Linked DNA regions of Homo sapiens: region 1 is linked to region 2. Evidence: read pairs that join two places in POLR2A ChIA-PET (ENCODE). Cell type or tissue: OCI-LY7. All regions are shown on one strand.

Evidence for each region. ChIA-PET counts read pairs that join two places held together with the same protein. Peaks named below come from ENCODE experiments on the same cell type or tissue, not always from the same donor. Only the 100,000 strongest peaks of a DNase experiment are listed, where the experiment ranks them.
Region 1: POLR2A ChIA-PET joins it to region 2 with 8 read pairs; 3 of 35 experiments call an interaction of 5 or more read pairs at or near these places.

What each region holds. Positions count from the first base shown.
Region 1 is chr2:68,712,489-68,717,488 of GRCh38, reverse strand. It overlaps a transcript of ARHGAP25 not described here. Among named protein-coding and RNA genes, the nearest start is that of ARHGAP25, 20 kb to the left of the region's middle. RefSeq lists enhancers at 1,910-1,989, 2,258-2,552. In OCI-LY7, a CTCF peak has its summit at 1,843 (motif pointing right); DNase peaks (open chromatin) are centred at 1,938 and 2,428; H3K4me3 peaks cover 1,338 bases; H3K27ac peaks cover 1,365 bases.
Region 2 is chr2:68,842,613-68,847,612 of GRCh38, reverse strand. No RefSeq gene overlaps it. Among named protein-coding and RNA genes, the nearest start is that of LINC01890, 7.9 kb to the right of the region's middle. In OCI-LY7, a CTCF peak has its summit at 2,920; no DNase peak of the experiment used is centred here.

The DNA of each region.
Region 1 (5,000 bases), 130 kb after region 2:
CTTTTGCAGAGGAAGTGTCTAAAGCTTAAAAAGAAAAGATTGAATTGACTCAGTTCTAGAGCCAGTAAAAGCCTCAACATCCTGACCCTGGGCCAGATCACAATGCTTCTCCCATACTGTGCCTTTTAACATAGAGGTCCCTGATTCACACAGCAATGAACCTAAGGTTTGATGTATTCAGTCATGTGCCACATAAAGACATTTCTGTTGATGACAGATCCCATATACAGTAGTGGTTTCATAAGATAATAATATTGTATTTTACTGTACCTTTTCTATGTTTAGATATGTTTAGATGCACAAATACTTACCACTGTGTTACAATTGCCTACAGTACAGTAACACGCTATACAGATTTGTAGTCTAGGAGCAATAGCCCGTACCATATGGCCTAGGTGTGTACCACCTAGTTTTGTGTAAGTATATTCTATGACATTTGCACAATGAAATCACCTGAAATCACCTAACAACCTATTTCTCAGAACATATCTTCATTGTTAAATGATGTGTGACTGTATTTAACTAAAACAGAAACATTAAGGAATACACATAAAACAAATACTGCGAAAAATATTGAATGTCACATTCTGACATTTAAAGAGAGATAGAATCTACATGAATCGTTCAACCAGGATCAAAGAGTAAAGAGAACGACCAGCTGTGGCAAAACCATGTCACAATGAAGGAAGTTTGGTTCAGAAAACTTATACAGTAGAATAAGGACGCCTATCTGAGATGACCCTAAGATCCCACGGTGGTTTCTCACCAGTGTAAGTGCTACCTCAAGATAACATCATGTGGTTGAAGGTTTGAATAAAACGATGTATATACATTCTCAATCTGCTTGTGCTGGACAACTGAAATTTCAGTTTCACAAACTTATGAAGGCAAAGGGACCCATGTTCTTCATCTTCTTAGAGAGAAAGATGTCCACCCAAGCTTCAGGGAAGGATAGATATAATCTAGGGCAAACTCAGGAGCTCTGAGAGCCCCTCCCCATCAAGTTGACTCACCACAGTGTCCCCATCTACCTTGAATGGTCTGCATTTTGGAAGAAGCCACAAAATGAAGAGTTAAGAATCATTTCCATAGCATTAGCGTATGTTCCAAGAGGGTTACATGGATGTCCCAGAGGGAATCTTGCTGGGCAGCTCTCCTCCTCCACTATTTCATCTTTCTTTCTTCTTTTGAAAAGGGAGAATGATAACCAAGTCTCAGTAAAAGCAAACAATGAAACAATCTGGGCCTTCCCATTCAAGTTGGCAAGCCAAACACTCCTTTATCTCTCTGCTTTCCCCAAATAGATGGCAGTAAGGAAGATAGGAAGAATGGCGGGCACAGGAAAGGATGGGCAGGCCAAGGATTTTCATTAACTTCTGGAAGCCTGTCAGTGGATGGAATTACACTCAGGAAGTAACATTAGCAGAGGGAACAACAGCTCAGAACATGGCCCAGAGAAGGATGAAAGAGGGCAGGGCGCCAGAAGGGCCCCGGACTCAGAAATGGCAGGTGTGAAAACGACTGAAAATACCTATGGAATAAAGAGTGAAGTAGATTCATTTCTCCTCCCAACCGCCCTCACCTGTTCATGTAATAGTGGCTTTTATGGCCCAGCCTACCCAGAGAGCTGTTCTTGGCAGCCACTTATCTATGTCTGGGAGGAGATACAGTTCCAGAATGGAACTGTGTTCGGGTGCCTCACTGCTAAACCAAACTCAACATGTTCTTAACTTTAAAAAATAATACATATCATACAAGAAGTCCACAGTAGGATGGCTCCCAGATGGTTACTCTTGGGGCTCTGGCATTCATTCCTCAGGCATCCAGGTTCTTCCCTCGGTTCACCTCCTCCACTCAGTGTGTCCACAAGATGGCAGTAGCAGCCCCATGCCTCTCACCTACACGGGAAAGCACCCGGTGCAATGCCTCTTACTCTTCCCAAGCATCTTTTTCAAGAGCACGACCGCCTCCCGGAAGCCCCTAAACAAGCCTCCCATTGCACTGCATTAGCCAGAGCAGGGTCACGTGCCCACCCCAAACCAATCACTGGAAGAAGAAATGAGTTTTGTCTCTTTGTTGTTGTTGGTGGTGGTGTTTGGTTGTTTGATTGGCTGTCTTAGAACGGGGCTTCTCAAACTTGAGCAGGCATCAGAATGGCCTGGAGAATTTGTTAAAATAGCACATGGGTTGCTGGGCGCCACCTCCAAAGGTTCTGATTCCATAAGTCTGGGGTAGGGCCCAAGAATTTGCATTTCTACCAACTTTTCAGGCAGTGCTGAGGATTCCAGTTCGAGAACCACTGGATTTGAGGAAGCAACCAACAGTGAAAAGTCCCATCCTCCCCAGGCACTTTAGGAGTGGTTCTAGCCTGACTTCCTGCTCACAAGGTTCAAGTTAAGCCTTCCAGCGCACAAGCCCCACCCTCATGCTCAGGGCTAGTCATGCCTCTCAGTCAGGGAAGTCATGATTCTAACCACCAGAAGAGCTAAAAGCAGAAATGTCCAAAAGTGGCAACCTCAGGGGAGTGCTGGGAGAGAAGGGGAGGAAGGGAAGTGAGACATTTTATTATTGTCATATGCCCATCTGAACCCATTGTATTTTTCTTTCCTTCCGTATTTTAATAAAAAATACTTTTTAGTGCACATTTTTTTTCTACTAAGGAATATTTTCAACTTTTTGCCCTTCTCCAACCAGGCATTTCTGTGTATCAGGATGAAGGCTGTGCCTGCTCCTGAATGACTACTGGGTAAATAACGAAATTAAGGCAGAAATAAATAAGGTATTTGAAACCAAAGAGAACAAAGACACAACATACCAGAATCTCTGGGACACGGATAAAGTAGTGTTTAGAGGGAAATGTATAGCACTAAATGCCCAAAGGAGAAAGCAGGAAAGATCTAAAATTGGCACCCTAAACATCACAATTAAAAGAACTAGAGAAGCAAGAGCAAACGCATTCAAAAGCTAGCAGAAGACAAGAAATAACTAAGATCAGAGCAGAAGAAAGAGATAGATACAGGAGAAACCCTTCAACAAATCAGTGAATCCAGGAGCTGGTTTTTTGAAAAGATTAACAAAATACATAGACCACTAACCAGACTAATAAAGAAGAAAAGAGAGAAAAATCAAATAGATGCAATAAAAAATGAAAAAGGGGATATCACCACTGATCCCACAGAAATACAAACTACCATCAGAGAATACTATAAACACCTCTATGCAAATAAACTAGAAAATCTAGAAGAAATGGATAAATTCCTGGACACATACACCCTCCCAAGACTAAACCAGGAAGAAGTCAAATCCCTGAATAGAACAATAAGTTCTGAAATTGAGGCAGTAATTAATAGCCTACCTATCAAAAAAAAAGCCAAGGACCAGACGGATTCACAGCCAAACTCTACCAGAGGTACAAAGAGGAGCTGGTACCATTCCTTCTGAAACTATTTCAAACAATACAAAAAGAGGGACTCCTCCCTAATTCATTTGATGAGGCTAGCATCATCCTGATACCAAAACCTGGCAGAGACACAACAAAAAAAGAAAATTTCAGGCCAATATCCCTGATGAACATCAATGCAAAAATCCTCAATAAAATAGTAGCAAACTGAATCCAGCAGCACATCAAAAAACTTATCCACCATGATCAAGTTGGCTTCATTCCTGGGTTCAACATCAACAAATCAATAAATGTGATCCATCACTTAAACAGAACCAATGACAAAAACCACATGATCATCTCAATAGATGCAGAAAAGGCCTTCAATAAAATTCAACAGCCCTTCATGCTAAAAACTCTCAATAAACTAGGTATTGATGGAATGTATCTCAAAATAATAAGAGCTATTTATGACAAATCCACAGCCAATATCATACTGAATGGGCAAAAGCTAGAAGCATTCCCTTTGAAAACCAGCACAAAACAAGGATGTCCTCTCTCACCACTCCGATTCAACATAGTATCGGAGGTTCTGGCCAGGGCAATCAGGCAAGAGAAAGAAATAATCAAATAGGAAGAGAGGAAGTCAAATTGTCTCTGTTTGCAAATGACATGATTGTATATTTAGAAAACCCCATCGTCTCAGCCCCAAATCTCCTTAAGCTGATAAGCAACTTCAGCAAAATCTCAGGATATAAAATCAATGTGCAAAAATCACAAGCATTCCTATACACCAATAACAGATGGAGGACCAAATCATGAGTGAACTCCCATTCACAATTGCTGCAGAGAATAAAATACCTAGGAATACAACTTACAAGGGATGGGAAGGACCTCTTCAAGGAGAACTACAAACCACTGCTCAAGGAAATAAAAGAGGACACAAACAAATGGAAGAACATTCTGTGCTCATGGATAGGAAGAATCAATATTGTGAAAATGACCATACTGCCCAAAGTAATTTATAGATTCAATGCCATCCCTATCAAGCTACCATTGCCTTTCTTCACAGAATTAGAAAAAACTACTTTGAATTTCATATGGAATGAAAAAAGAGCCTGTATAGCCCAGACAATCCTAAGCCAAAAGAACAAAGCTGGAGGCATCACGCTACCTGACTTCAAACTATACTACAAGGCTACAGTAACCAAAACAACATGGTACTGGTACCAAAACAGATATATAGACGAATGGAACAGAACAGAGTCCTCAGGAATAATGCTACACATCTACAACCATCTGATCTTTGACAAACCTGACAAAAACGAGCAATAGGGAAAGGATTCCCTATTTAATAAATGGTGCTGGGAAAACTGGCTAGCTATATGCAGAAACCTGAAACTGGACCCCTTCCTTACACTTTATACAAAAGTTAACTCAAGATGGATTAAAAACTTAAACATAAGACCTAAAACTGTAAAAACCCTAGAAGAAAACCTAGGCAATACCATTCAGGACATAGGCATGGACAAAGACTTCATGACTAAAATACCAAAAGCAATGGCAACAAAAGCCAAAATAGACAGATGGGATCTAATTAAACTAAAGAGCTTCTGTACAG
Region 2 (5,000 bases):
AATATGGAGACGGGAAAAAGGTCAGAGATGAAGACCCATACTGGGAAGATGGTAGCTGACCTTGGTCTGCCAGTCACCACCAGAAGACTGTCCTCTTCACAGGACTACCCATCTCTCTACCCAAGACCCCTATTGAATCTACCCTTTCTGTGAGTAAGTGGCCAGCATAGCTGTTGCCTTTGGGTGACCATGACAAAGTGGCAGTGGCTGTGGCAGCCACCAAGGGAGACGTGGGTCAAGGCACTAGGATTGTCCCAGCCCTGGTTGAATGTTCACCCTTGGGCATGATCTCAGAGGAGGCAGGGAAGTCTTGTGGGCACTGTGAGTCTTGGCACCGCTGGGGATGCTTTGGGAGATAGAACACATCAGTGGAAGTGTAATAGAAATATGTGGGGATTTGAAACTCTTCACAGAAAAATAGAAACTTGGGAACAATTTTGTGGAAACATATGTCAAACCTGTGGGTAGACCTGTGATGTGTGGTACAGGCAGACAGGAATAGATTTATTCAGTTCTCATTTTGCAAGTTTTTCCTCTTCTGGCTCTCTCTTCACTCTCACTGACTGTACCAGTTATTTGACTTAAAAAGACACTCGGTCCCTTGACCAGTCTCTTCATTTTTATCCTAATTTATCAGCCCCTCCAAGTTTCACTCCCATGTCTACTGTCATGGATCCACCATCCATCAGTCTATCCACTCTCTGGCTTATGTTCTCAAGTCTCCTTGTCCTTTCAGCTCATCCACAAGGCAAAGCTCCAAGCCTGGATTTGTACTACTTCCTGCCTTCTTCACTCCGGTTCTGGGACTGCTTTGGGGGAAACCATGTAGTCAAGAGATTGATGCAGATTCTCTCTAGTCTCATAGCGTCCAGACCACAGACTGCCTAACAATACTTCCAAGTGTCACCACTGGTCTCCGTGCTCCATTTGGTTAAAGATTATTCTAGACTCCTAACTCTCTTTCCTTGCTCTCGGCCCCTGTCCTTCCCGTGGATCTCAGCTACCACTGCAGCTTCACCCATAAACATGAGCTGCCTTTGTCTATGCTGCTTACAGTACAGGTGTGCACACCTCAGAGTGAATGTGAAATGGCTGCACATAAGACTCCAGGCTGCTACAGCAAGGGGTGATGAGGCAGAATCAAAAATAATTAAGATAAAAATAAAAAATAGTAGCTAACACTTACTAAGCTCTTACGAAGTCCCAGGCAGTGTTCCAAGGATGTCACCTCATTTAATCCTCATGACAACATCGTGAAGTGGGTAAAAACAGATCCCTGTTTACTCATGCTTCTTTGCTAAGAGAACCCCAATTTAGTTCACACCCATGGTGTGGCTCATAATTGACCTGAATGCACCACTGTGTTCTGCCCTGCTTTGCAAGATAGGCATGTCCTCAGCTCCCTGTCCAGCAAGAGGTGGCCACGTGGCTGTGTTCTGAGCAATGGGAGGTCAGGGGAAGTTTTCTGGGATGTTTCTTTTTGCAGATGAAAGAACAGTGCCTCAAAAAGTGGAAGGCATTTGTCCTCCACTCCTTGACTTTGAAAGTTGTCAAATGGCCTGGGGCTGTGGGGGTCACCTTAGAAACATGAGGTGACCAGCATGACCAGCATGACACAAGCCAAAGGACCAAGGATGGTGGAGGGGGAGCTGGGAAAGGGAAGACCCTGAGTCTCTAAGATATTGCGGAGCTGCCCTCCCGCATCTGTACCTCCTATTTCTCGATTTCTCATTAGGAGAGAGAGTTGTCCAGCTGGACTGCCTGGCTCATGTTTAGTTCTGTGTCCTATTATTTGCAGTCAAACACTCTTTACTGAATCAGGTCATTACCATCATTAGCCCCCTTTTGTTGAAGAAACTAAGACTTGAAGAAGGTAAATTATTTTGCTAAGGCTGGTCAGTGGGGAGGGAGTCTCACATGAAACACACACAGACTGATTCCAGGGCCTGCTTTCTGGGTTCTGTCTCTGCCTGCCAGGTTCCAGGTACTAAACTTTGGTAATGTACAGTTGGATGATGGGCAAAGGAAGACAGAACCAGATAGAGGGGAGTAACAAGGAGAGAACAAAGTAAGAGAAGCTAGACCTATGTAAGAGAAGTGGCAGGGAGACCAAGATTAAACACACAAATTGACAGAACATCTGGGGTGAGGGTGGAGAAAATGAGTTTGACACTCCATTGAGAGAGGCATATAAAAGGCTGGAGCTAAGGACAGTTCCAGCTGGGAGTGTTTCAAAAGACACAAGTAAAATACAAGAATCCATCTCCTAAAAAAAAAAAAGTTCTGATCTCTCCATGCTGTCTTTGATACTATACAATGACTAGGGAAGTTACACAGAATGGCCCATGTGGGCCCGGAGCTATAGGTTATTATGCAATAATAAATACCTCATAGCTTCTGTACAACAGATGAACCTTTCTTAGGTCACACTGTATACTTCAGCATTCCTAGTCCAATTGTATAACTCTTCCAGCTGCCACCCTATGGAGTGGAATGAAGAGACGACAATGGAGTCAAAGAAAGAGATGAGAAACAGCTGGCACCAGGTAAATTTGCAGGGTATTTATTAAAGGATAGGCAAGTTCTTAAAATCTTGAGTTACACCAATGTGCTCTGCAGCAAATTTTTAAAAGTTTGAGCTGGAGCTAAGGACATAAAATTGTTAATAGCAATATTATCTGTGAACTTTGAACAATTAGTATAAAATCTTGCCAACTTTAATTTCAATCCTATCTTTTCTAACCTTTTCTGGGACCTGGTTCCATTTAGCCAGATTGATTATGGGTTTCTGAATTATTGATGGCACCACTTTGCATGTGCTGCCTCCTCTGATCTGAACCATTTTCTTCCCTCCTCAGAATCATTCCTTGACCAGTCCCTGCTCACCATAGTACTGCTCAAGTGCCATCTTTTGAAGTAGCTCCCCCTACATTTGGTACTAAGTGGCCCTTTTTTGTGTTCCAATAGTAACCTGTACATGCCCCTATTACAGCACTGGTTTTATTGATACGGAAGTATCTACTTACAAGAACTGTGTTTTAAATAATTTAATCCCAATACCTACTAGGAACGTTACCTCTACCATTCCCTCTGCCAAAATATTCTTCTTAGGGCTCTTGTTCTCATTCTCTAGCAAAGCTCTTTATTTATTTCTTTAGTAGTATTAATCACAATCTACAGGTCTTTTATTTATTTGCTTTCTCATATCTGGTTCTCATTCTAGAAGAACCATGGTGTGAAGGCAATGACTATTGTTTTCTTGTATCTATCATGGAGCCTGGCATTCACTAGGTGCTCTAAAAATATTTGTTATAAGAAATAATATGTCTGGCACGAAATAGTAAAATCTACTACCTAAAATTGAACCTGGGGCTGCTTTACTGCATATCTTTCCAGAAGCTAATTATCTCTATATTTTGTTGTTGAAAATTTTTATTTTATGAGGACAAGTATTATTAATATGATAATGCAAAAAACAAAATGTGTAGGTAGAAAACATGCAAAAGATATTTTTTTTTCCTGTGGGATAGTGTCTCCTTGTGACAAGGACTACATCCTTCTCTGAGACTGTTGGTTCTTTATGAGCTTTAGCCAACACATATTCTCTTTTAAAACTATTCCTTTTGAAACTGCTGGTAGCACTCGAACATTCCCTTGCAGGTAGTAACAGAGCAGGGGCCAGACCAGAAGGGACTGCCCTATAGCCAGTGTTGGATACGTGTGATGTTAGCTCCAGCCTAGAATTCTGGTATCTCACTTGTTATCAACTCAACTTACCTATTCAGGTGGGGTGACAAATTCAGAAAATACTGTTTCCTCCACAATTCATGCAAAAAAGAGAAATACCGGGAGTCTGCAAAAAGTTCATGGAAAATGTGTATTATGAAAAAACTATACATGGATTTCAAAAATTTTTCTGCACCAAAATAAACTCATACTAACTTATTATAACATGTCTGAACAGTATCTAGCTTGAGGCAATAAGAAGGATAACACATCAGTTTGAAAAGAGCCCGTATCAGAGCAACATGAATTATGATAAAATTGAAGCAAGCAATAATACTGAATTTATGATGAAGCTTGGGTGGAAGAATGGTGAAGTCATTAATGCTTTACAAAACATTTGTGAGGACAATGCCCAAAGAAATCAGCAGTTTACAGATAGATAGATAACTCTTTTTAAGAAGAAACAAGATGATATTCAAGATGAAGACCACAGCAGAGATCATCCACATCAATTTGCAAGGAAAAAATTCAACTTGTTTGTGCCCTAACTGAAAAGGACAGAAGATTAACAGCACACAAAATAACCAACACCATAGACATCTTAATTGATTCAGCATATATAATTCTGACTGGAAAATTAAAGCTCATCAAACGTTCCATTTGATGGGTACCAAAACCATTGCACCCAGATCAGCTGCAGACAAGAGTAGAACTTCCATGGAAACTAAGTAAGTGGGATCAAAATCCTGAAGCATTTATCTGACGAATTGTAACAGTAGATGAAACATGGCTTTATCAGTATGATCCTGAAGACGAAGCATAACCAAAGTAATGGCTACCAAGATGTGGAAGTGGTCCAGTCAAAGCAAAAGTGGACCATTCAAGAGCAACGGTCATGGCAACAGTTTTCGGGAATGCTCAAGGCATTTTGCTTGTTGGCTTTCTGGAGAGCCAGAGAGTAATAAAATCTGCTTATTATGAAAGTATTTTGAGAAAGTCAAAGCATTAGCAGAAAAATGCCATGGAAAGCTTCAACCAGAGAGTCCTTCTCCACCAGGACAATGCTCCTGCTCATTCCTTTCACACAACAATGGCAATTTTGCAAGAGTTTCAATGAGATTAGGCATTCATCTTACTGTCTTGATTTGGCTCTTCCTGACTTCCTTTTATCTTCTAATTTTAAAAAAATCTTTAAAGGGTAGCCATTTTTCTTCAGTTAATAATGTAAAAAAGACTGCAATGACATGGTTAAGTTCCCAGGACCCTCAGTTCTT